Linked DNA regions of Mus musculus: region 1 is linked to region 2. The links are chromatin loops, found by intact Hi-C in ENCODE. Cell type or tissue: gastrocnemius. All regions are shown on one strand. Links, peaks and the distances in the headings refer to the core of each region. The heading gives the core; the rest is flanking DNA. Region 1 holds the start of Gm51447 (a long non-coding RNA gene). Region 2 holds the start of Gm45086 (a long non-coding RNA gene).

Region 1 (5,379 bases), core at 189-5,188, 690 kb after region 2:
AAACCCTGGGCTGGCTAGATCCCAGGAAGTCCCCAGGAGTCTCATCAAGGCAGGTGTCCTGAACAGAGCTTCCACTGTCACTGAAGTGATTCTGACAGGGGGTGGGTGGGTGGGAGGGCGTCACTCGGGAGCTCCATGGGTGCTCGCATTGTACCCTGGGATCTGTTAGTTCCTCAGTTCTCTCCCGCTAGGTAAAGATCAGCAAACTGTCGAAAGTGAGGTGCGCTTTGGACCAGTGTTTCTGAAATAGGAAAGAAATAAGCCTGGAATTTATGTCTGGAATCTTAGGGATGCATCTGTCTCTTCCCTCCCAGAGTCAGTGTGTGTGTTGGGGTGCGGGGAGAGATGGGTGACCCTTGTGTGCTTCTGAATAGCTTGGAAAAGACTGCCTGCTTTCAAACAGCCACGGCTTTGAGCAAATATTTACATTCCACTTAAATACAATTGGACTTTAAAAATCTGTGCTGCTTAGGACTAAAACATTTCATGACTGAAAGAGAGAGACTTTTAAATGGAGTATGTTAGGACGCCTGACTCCCTCTTTTCACTTCCAGGAGGCCTGCTCTCTTCTGATCCGTATGTCCTCGTACCCTGGTGCAGATGTGCTTTAAATGAGTGTTTCCATCAATGGATATACAAATGAGTATATTCCAATGACCGTCATCGTGAAAACACCCCTTTAGTTTAACTGAAGATTTACACGCACACACACACCCTTGGGAACATGTTCTTGTGGGCTTGGAAAAAGAAGGTCACTAGGAGGGGACAACAGAAAGCATGGACAGTGAATGTTGCAGCATCTGGGGAGATGGCTCAGGGTAAGACCCTTGCTGTACAAGCATGAGCCCCTCCCTGAGTTTGAATCTCCAGTACCCAAGTAAAAAAGCTGGCATGGCCATACTCTAGAAAGTCTGGTGTTATGGGAGGCAGAGGCAGTATTGCTAGGACTTGCTGGTGCCAGCCTAGCTCCTGGCACAATGAGACACCCTACCTTACTTTATGAGAATAAGACAGAGTGATAACTGTGTGGCACTGAACATCTTCACCTGATCCATATTTATGCATTTCCAAGCTCTGTAAATGGATCTATATATATATATTATATGAATATATACATGCATGTACGAATATACATGCATATGTGTATATATGTATATATTATACATGTTATATAAGATATTATATGTATACAATACAAATTATATAATGTATAATATAAATTATGATTATATTATACATCATAATTAGTTTCATATATTCTATATAATATATTATATATGTTATATAAGATATTATACGAATTATGTAATATTACATAACAAAAAGAAGCAGACTTCTTCCTGTGTGTGGGGTTGTTGAGTAGACAGACACATGGTACATGGACATACATGCAGACAAAGCACTCATACTCATAATGTATATAATACATATGAAACTAATTATGATTTTATAATTAAAATACGCTAATAAAAACATAAAACTATTTTTAAATGTCCCAGGGACCCACACTGCTCCTAGTCCCTTCTGTGCCCCGTCAAACACCCTGCAAGGGCCCACACTTCATACACCCGGTACATTCAACCACACACTTACTTCCATGAGAGGGGAACTTACTGGCAACCCAGAGAAAAACTAGATTCAACAGACCTTCGGCGCAGTTTTACTCAAGGCGAGGGCAGGCCGTGTAATCTGAGTTGTCCAAGGGAGCGCGTGCATTCCTGGCTGCCGTTTGAAGAGTCTCCTCCTAAGCAGATCCCCGCCGGGTTTATTTGGTTTAGCTCCCACTCTGGGAAGCAGGCTTCTTTCTGTGCGTGGGGTTGTCGAGAGAGCAGCTCCTCCAGGATGCTGGCTGGACAGCTGCAGAATAGCTAGCATTTTTCTTTCCCCACCTCTGTATTGACAGCAGGTTTGAATCACTGGGGCCCTGTTTTATGTAACAGATCCAGGCCAGGAATCACTTGAAAAACATTTAGGATGCCTAATTGGATCTTGTTTTCAATGAAAGGGAGGCATTGCCTGGTACATTGTGTATTTTTGTGTTTGAGGCTTTATTAAGAACATAGAAAGGCCTCAATTTTCTGCCTTTCCTGTTTCCTGTTGATTTTTTTTTTTTAAAGAGGTGGGGGGTGCCTTCCCCAGTCAGGAATATCCCAGCAGCCCGCCACTTCCAACCACATCCTGGCACTTTCTCTTATAGAAACCTGTGGATGAATAAGCGTGGTTGTATCTCTTTTATAAAGGCAGACAGTGGGCCTGGTTTGACTTCCTGACTTCTTGAGGAATGGGCTACATGTATGCGAGGCTAGTATTAATTACAAATGGCACTGCCCTGTGATGAGCAGAGAAGAGAGGGCAAGCGTATGCCTCAGCCGGGACCATCACTAGGAGAGTGGTTAAGAGCCGGAAGAGGACGGTGACGTGTTGAGGGCGAGTCCCAGCTGTGCGAGCAGCAGCTGCTCTGACCTGCCACCGAGACACCTAGGTACTTGACAGGACCTGCCTGACCTCTGGAGAGCTGATGGAACAGTCTGGAAGGATGCTACAGGCTGCTTCCTCATCTTGCCAATGTGGAGGTTGTCTGTATTCTACCCTACCACCCTGAACAGGGAAGCTGACCTCCTAGAGTTCTGCAAAGTATTGACTCGCAGAGAGCATCTTGTCCTACGACAGCGTGTGGTTTATGTTTCCCTCCTTGTGTCTTCTCTCGCCGCCGTGTGTGTCACGTAGTGGCCGTTCCCTGGGGTCTGAGCAGCTGGCCCACATGGCTTGTCAAGGAGTTCCTCCAGCAGAGGTGACTCCCCCACCTAATCTCCTCACCCTCTTTCCAGAAACGGCTCTGGTCCTCTTCTTACCCCATGTCCCCCTCACTTCATAGCTTTGTCCCATGGGTCTGTTAGTTTTTACAAGTGACAGTGAGCCTGAGATATGTCACCTCCACATTGGACAGAGCTGGGCTTGCATTCTCCAGTTGTGTGATAACAAGGATTCAACAGCCCTCCTCCAGAAGACTCACTCCACAGTGCCCTCTGCAGGAGGAGAATGGCATGGTCAGGCCAGACTGCCCTAGTGTGGGACTGGTGCCAGGGTATCTTTCTCACCTTCATTTTCCCTTTTAATTCCCAAGTTGGGAGGATAAAAGGGCTGATAGGTCCCTGTCACTCCTTTAGGCACAGAGAGTTCAGCCACTTCGCTGGAACTAGAGGACTGTCAACCAAGATTGACTGAGTCAAGGGTCGGTTGGATATTATTTGGAACCATCTGCGTCTCCCTGGCTACTGAGGCACATTTAGGAAAGTATGAGAGAGCCAAGTCTACTAGCTCCCCCCCCCCCCGCCCCCGAGGATACTGGAAGTTCATATTGTAAGGTTTCCTCATTGTGGAAATAAATTCAGTCCGTGCAGCTGAATGAAAGGCGTGTGCTTGGTACTTGGGGACGAACGTTCCACTTGAGTAATACGTCCCATTTTTCATTATGCTTGGATGGAACAGAGAGACCCCTGGAATCCCTGGTTGTGATTAGTGTCGGGAATACGTTTGGCTGACCGATTCTTACCCTGATTAAGTACAGAATCTGTATATTTTGTTCTTGTGCATCTGATTTTCTTTTTACTGCTTTATGAAGAATAGATTCCCCAAAACTTCATGAAGGAGACAGAAAGTTACTGTTAATAGCTTAGATGAGTTTTTGATCCTCACTCATTCCCAAACTGAGGTCGCTCTGTCTGTGGTCACACCTGCGTACGTCAGCATTCTACCACTGAGTCAGGATGCCCGAGGTGAGCAAGAGGAAGGAAGAGTGGTTTGAGATGCTGGACGTGGGGATTTCAGTTCCCGGTCATTATTGTCCTCGGACCCAGGAAAGGCAGAGTAGAATGGTGGAGAGGGTGCATTGTCTCCCAGGACCCAGCAGACAGAGGTAGGGGAATGCAGGGCCAAGACAAAGCCATGGTGACCCACTCCCTTTGACCAGGTTCCAACTGCTCAGTCTCTGTGTCTGTCACTTTGCTGAGAGCTGAGCCCGGTGAAGGTTTAAACTATAGATTCATTGTTCTGAGCCTCAGCACCTGGAACAAAAGAAGATTGAGAATTAAAAGGCACAAGCCTAGGATGGGATGGCCTGGGATGGGATTGGGCGACGGCAAGGAACAAGCACCGTGCCCGTGATTGCCCTAGGATTCCAAGGGCAGACGGCCAAATTACCTGGAGCTGCAATCGTATCCCTGGTTGCCTAAAATCCAGAATCCATCAGTTGGGTTGGCAAAGCCCCTCTAGAACAGCATGCAAGAAGCTCAGTTACATGTAAAGTCTGGAAAGCTACAGCCCGGTCTGAGATTGGATCTCCAGGTTTCCCCGCTGTGGCTAGAAGCTCTATTCATCGTTGCGCACCCTCATTCTTGGAGAAAGGTTTTGAGATTCTCACCAGAACAAACCAGATGCTGCCAAGAGTGACTGAGTCATCACACCAGACAGTGAGCTGTGCACTACCTGAGCCGCCTCCAGCAAGCCTGGTAAGGTGGCCCAAGCGTGTGGGTGCTGGCTGAGAGGAGGAACAAAGAGAGGCTTGTCGGGCATCTGTAGTTAGCCCTGGATGCACAATGGTACTGACGACTGAAGAGAGGATCTAGGATGCCTCCTGGCCTTGCTCAGCTTATAACTGACAGTAATGGCACTGAAACAGGATATAACTCCACTCTGCTAATGTCAAGAAAGCTTGACACTGATGGAGGGTGAAGGTGTGTGTATGTGTGTGTGTGTACATTCACATGTATGTATGTATGTATATGTGTGTGTTTCATGCATGTGTGTATGTATGTGTGTGTGCATGCATATATATGTATGTATGTGTGCGTGCATGTGTGTGTTTGTATGTTTGCATGCATGTGTGTATATGTGCGTGTGTGTGTGTGTATGTGCGTGTGTGTGTGTGTGTGTGTATGTGTGTGTTCCTGCGTATACAGAAGTATTTCCATTCTGCAACACCGTTTTGCTCACTGTGAGAAGGCAGAGAGCTGTGCTCACTGTTGCTGGTGAGGGGAGTCTGCTAAGAAGAGCATTGACTTCAGGGTTCGGGTTCTTACCCAGTTCTTACTCAGCCTCATACCAGCTAGGACTTAAGGCAAGGTGCTTATATTGAAGCTGCAGCCAACTCATTTCGTAAGGTACTTGTATGAAATAATGAGTTGTCTTGTTGTTTGTTTTATTTGTGTGTGCATGTACATGTATGTAGAGGCCAGGGTTCAGAGGCCAGAGGTCAGTCTCCGGTTTTGTCCTCAAGTAGTTCACCTTGTTTGTTTTGAGGGTCTCTCAATGGCCTGGTTCTTACCAGTTCATCTCGGCTGGCTGGCCAGTGAGCCTTTGAGAGTTCTTGTGTTCTTTCCC
Region 2 (5,379 bases), core at 133-5,132:
AACTAAAGGAGATCAAGGGGATACAAATTGGGGGTGGGGGTGGGGGGGAAAGTATGGCTATTTGCTGATGAAATGATAGTTACATATATGAACCAAAAAAATTCTACCAGAAAACTCAGACAGCTGATAAACACCTTCATCAAAGTGTCTGGATATAAAATTAACTCAAAGGAATCAGTAGTTCTCCTTTATACAAATAATAAATGGGTCCAGAGCAAGAAATTAGGAAAACAGCACCCTTGTACAATAGCCATGTACAATATAAAACATCTTGGTGTAACTCCAACCATCAAGTGAAAGATCTGTATAACAAGAACTTCAAGTCCCTGAAGAGAGATATTGAAGAAAATATCAGAAAATGAAAAGATCTCCCATGCTAACGGAGTGAAGATGGCCATCTTATTAAAAGCAATGTACAGATTCAATGCAATCTCCATCAAAATGCCAACACAATGCTTTATAGACCTTGAAAGAGCAGGTCTCAACTTCCTATGGAGAAAAAAAAATCCTGAACAATAAAAGAACTTCAGGAGGAATCACCATGCCTGACCTCAAGCTGTATTACAGAGCAACAGAAATTAAAAACTTCCTGGTATTGGTAAAGAAACAGACATGTTGATGAATGAAATCTAATCAAAGATCTAGAAATGAACCCAAGACCTAGGAACACTTGATTTTTTGATAAAGAAGCCAAAACCAAACAATGATAAAAGAAATTATCTTCAACAAATGGTGGTGGTCTAACTATATGTCTATATGTAGAAGAGTAAAAACAGATCCATATTTATCACCCTGCACAAAATTGAATGGAAATCTGCAACTTACAGGGGTGAGGAGGTGGGGAGCATCTCCAGGAAATGGCCATCCAACAAGGGCTCAAGTTGAGACCCATACCATGGGTAAGCACCAATCCCCGACACTATTATTTATACTCTTATTCTGCTTGATGTTGTCCTCTGAAAAGCTTCACCCAGCAGCTTACTCAGACAGATGCAGACACCAACTGCCAAACAGTGGATGGAGCTTGGGGACTCTTATGGAAGAATAGGAAGAGGGATTGCATGCCCCAACGGGTATAGAACTCCACAGGAAGACCAACAGAATCAACTAACCTGAACCCTTAGGGCTCTCAGAGACTGAACTATCAATCAAAGAACGCACACGGGCTGGACCTAGACCTGCCCCACCCCGCTCCCATATATGTAGCAGATGTGCAACTTGGTCTTCAGGTGAGTCCAGTACAACTGGAGTGGAGCTATCCCAAAAGCTGTTGCCTGAATGTGGGATATGTTCTTCTAGCTGGGCTGCCTTGTCTGGCCTCCGTGGAAAGAGAAGCATCTAGCTTCACAGAGACTTGAAGTGCCAGGGTGGAGGGGATACCCAGGGGGGCTCCTACCTGCTCAGAGAAGAGGGGATGGGGGAAGGATAGGGGCAGTGAGTGGGATGTAAAGTGAATAAAAAATAAAATAAAATTTTAAAAAATTTGAATGATACAGTTCAAACTACCAGGTACAAAAGATGCTGGGTTAGTCCTGTTATTCTGCCTCAAATTTCATTGCCAAGTTTCAGGTTAAATTTAAGACCTCCACCAAAAGTTTCATCATCATGTATAGAGCTGCGTAAGAAAAACCTTATTATTATTATTGTATTTTAATTGAGCCATAAAAGTTGTACATATTTATAGGATGCCATATAACACCCAAATATATAGATCTTTTACATGGTGCTCTAATTCGGACAAGTGTACCTATTTCCTAAAACATTTCTTTATGAAAAAATTTTCCTTTAGATTTTTGAAAATGTATTACCATTTTCTATAACCACCCTACTGTGTGCTGGCACACCAACACTCACTCTTATCTAACTGTAACTTAGTACCCACTGGTCATAATTTCCTTTCCTTGTTACTTCCCCCATTTGACTCTCAGTGGTTAAAAGATTAGCTTTTGTAAAATTCACATGAGATTATGTGCCATTTGTGTTTCTGTGTCTCTTTTTAGTAAGAATTGAATTGAATTGGGTGATTGGGTGATTGATTGATTGATTGATTGATTGATTGATTGATCGATCGATTGATTACTTTTGGGGATCCTAACACTGTGAGAACAAAGAGCAAGCTCGGATTCTCAAAGGCAATCACATTTTTTACAAGGTTTGTAAAAGCGATGTGACGCTACCATATTTGAACACTAGATGGCAGTCAATGGTGCTAAAATCTTGTAATCCTTAAGTAGCCTGCTTTGGCAGCGCGCAGGGGTTCCCTGCAGCAACTGAACAGTCATCTTGATCGTCTTAACTGTCCCGTTCTCTTCCTGGGCGTCTCCAAAACCTCTGAAACCTGGTTTAGGGGTACAAATCTCCATGATCAAGCAGAGCTGAAACTGCTCAACATACAGTTGACGCTTAGTCTAGGATGGAGCAGAGAGGAGGGCTGACACCAGGAAGCAAAATAAAAGCCAAGGCTCCCTGCTCGTCTGCGATTGAGGGAAGCCCCAGACCGCACCTCTGCTGCTGCTGCTTCTCTGGCAGAACACATGCCTTTCATGAGCACTGCCCACCGCTGAAAGCCTATCAAATCGGAGGGGGCTGTCACGGCTTTTGTAGTTCTCTCGTCTTTGGAATCAAACCATGGAGACCGGCTGCCTCAACATCTGTCTCAACAGATGGCTTGCCACACAGTGTCTCTGAATCTCAGGGCGCCTCGGTCCGGGACCTCCATGTCACTCTCTTCCCAGAAACCTTCAAAAGTGACTCCACCTAGTGAGGCCTGCCAGCCTAGTAGGGCCAGGGTGGGGCAGGGAAAGTGTTAACGACCCCTGGGTGGGTGTGGGAGGGGTAGTAATGGTGCCAAGGTGGGGCAGGGTGTGTCTGAACGCTTTAGAACAGGGCTGGGTAGGGATGGCCTCTGTGGCCCTGCAGTGTTAAACTTTCCCACAAGAGGGCGCTAATAGACTTCTTTCACGTGGATCCACCTTAAAGTTCTGTTGGCCCAGCTGTGTGTCCCTATGATCATGTTTGTGGGGCCTTTTGTGTTTGCCCTTCGAGTTTAAAAAGGTGTTTTTCTATTTATCAAAGATATTGCACTCACAGGGAACCTATCTCTTCTGGTACTTAGCACCCTGTGCCCTGCGGTATTGGGTTGACTTCTGTCTCCACTGACCTTTGATCTACCAGAACATACATTAATATTTCCTTGATCATAAATAACACTGCACTTGGCAATGACCCCATAGACTTTTCAGCCAATTGGGTAAACTTAAAGTTTGGAACACCGAAAAAGGCTGGTCAGAGTTTATTTAACACAATAAAAGGGAGGGTGGGTTGGTGATTAACTTGGCTCTAATTAGAGGAAGTTGTGGCATAATGGAGAAAGGGCAGCCACCGAACACAGTTGTGTAAGCCCTGGTGCTGGCAGTTTCTAGCTGAGTGTGGTGTCTGCCTGTCTCAGCTAAGCTCACAATGTCAGCCACCAGTGGGCACGCAGAGGGCAGCAATTAAATGGAGCGTGATCATACCTGTGGCCAGGGTGGTTAGCTTGAGACCCCATTCTACCCACCCTTGTACTGACAGTGCCCCTCCCCCGCGTTGTTCAATGTGTAGTTGAAAGAGGACCTGGGGAGTCCCTGAATATGTCCCTTAAATAAGAAGGAGGACCAGAAGTCAGTGCTGGGAGCTGGGGAAGGAACCAGGAAACTGAGAGCAAGCTGGGTATACTAGACAGAAGCTGGGCAGAGGGGTCACTGAAGGATAATGCATTTGTGATGGCTATCCCAGACTCAGGCTCAGGCAGACTCACTAACTGCCAGGGGTAGACATATTTGAATTTTCTCTTTCCTTCTTCCTTTCTTCCTTCCTTCCTTCAATCCTTTCTTTCTCTGTTTTTGTTTTGTTTTTATTTTTGTTTTGTTTCTCAATCTACGTTTTCTCTATGTAGTCCTGATTATCCTGGAACTCACTCTGTAGACCAGGCTGAGCTCAAACTCACAAAAATCCGACTGCTTCTGCCTCTGGAGCCCTAGGAGTAAAGACGTGCGCCACCATCAACCAGTCTTTTTTTTTTTTAATACAATATATTATGATCATATTTCCCCTCCCCCATCTTCTTCCAGCTTCTCTACCACCCCCAACCCACCCAACTTTATGCCTTCTTTATCTGTCTGTCTGTCTGTCTCTTTGCCTGTCTATCTATCTCACTCTCTTCCTTCCTTCCGCCCTCTCTCCTTCCCTCCCTATCAGTCAAACTTTATGCCCACTGCCCCTGTGTGGAGGCCAGAGTTCAGTCTCCAGTATTATCTTAGGTGCCCTCCACCTTGTTTTTTGCCACGGGGTTTCTCTCTTGGCCCAGCGCTCTCTAATTCAGCTGGGCTGACCGGCCAGTGGGTCCTAGAGATGTTCCTGTCCTCCCCTCCCCAGCACTGAGGTCAGAAAGGCGTGCCACCAAGCCCAGCTTGCGAGGTGGGTACTAGGAATCAACTAAAGAGTACTTTATATTGGGGCTGGAGAGATGGCTCAGCGGTTAAGAGGGCCGACTGCTCTTCTGAAGGTCGTGAGTTCAAATCCCAGCAACCACATGATGGCTCATAACCATCCGTAATGAGATCTGATGCCCTCTTCTGGGGTGTCTGAAGACAGCTACAGTGCACTTATGTATAATAAATAAATAAGTTAAAAAAAAAAGAGTACTTTATATTTATTTGCATTCCAGTCATTGCCCCCACCTCGGTCCTCCCTCCCATAGTTCCTCACCCCATTCCTACTCACCCCTGGCCTCCAAGAGGGTGCCATACACACCCCAGACCTCCCCCTTCCTTGGCGCCTCAAGTCTCTGAAGGATTAAGCTCATCCTCTCCCACTGAGGCCAGACCAGACAGACCTCTGCTATATATGTGCCAGGGACCTCGGACCAACCCTGTATGCTCCTGGTTGGCGGCTCCGTCTCTTGGAGCTCCCTGGGATCTGGGTCAGTTGAGACTGCTGGACTTCCTATGGGGTTGCTCTCCCCTGAAGCTTCCTTCCCCTAACTCAACCATAGGTGTCCCCAACTTCAGTCCAATGGTTGGGTGTAAGTATCTGCTTCTGTCTCCGTGAGCTGCTGGTAGGGCTTCTCAGAGGACAGCTGTGCCAGGCTCACGTCTGTAAGCACATCATAGCATCAATAATGTCAGGCCTCAGTGCTCTCCCAGGAGATGGATCCCAAGTTGGGACGGTCATTGGACCCTCTTACCTTCAGTCTTTTCTCCATTTTTGTCCCTGCAGTTCTTTTAGACAGGAAAACTTCTGGGTCAGAAATTTTGACTATGGGTTGGTAAACCCTGTCCCTCTACTTGAGGCCCTGTCTATCTACTGGAGGTGGAGTCTTCGAATTCCCTCTCCCCAATG

Evidence for each region. Peaks named below come from ENCODE experiments on the same cell type or tissue, not always from the same donor. Only the 100,000 strongest peaks of a DNase experiment are listed, where the experiment ranks them.
Region 1: it touches region 2 in a loop (6-fold over the local background); 4 of 42 quality-filtered maps call a loop at or near these places.

What each region holds. Positions count from the first base shown.
Region 1 is chr7:49,436,308-49,441,686 of GRCm38, forward strand. All of the region lies in intron 6 of Nav2 (neuron navigator 2), which reads left to right. It overlaps Gm51447 (a long non-coding RNA gene), which reads right to left and starts at 1,999. Exons shown (of 2, transcript XR_003946638.1): 1 at 1,648-1,999; 2 at 1-241. In gastrocnemius, for the core only: a CTCF peak has its summit at 3,038 (motif pointing left); a DNase peak (open chromatin) is centred at 3,030; H3K27ac peaks cover 465 bases.
Region 2 is chr7:48,747,183-48,752,561 of GRCm38, forward strand. It overlaps Gm45086 (a long non-coding RNA gene), which reads right to left and starts at 1,009. Exons shown (of 3, transcript XR_001778121.1): 1 at 826-1,009. RefSeq lists an enhancer at 1,819-3,798. In gastrocnemius, for the core only: a CTCF peak has its summit at 2,197 (motif pointing right); DNase peaks (open chromatin) are centred at 2,243, 2,890 and 3,531; H3K4me3 peaks cover 745 bases; H3K27ac peaks cover 395 bases.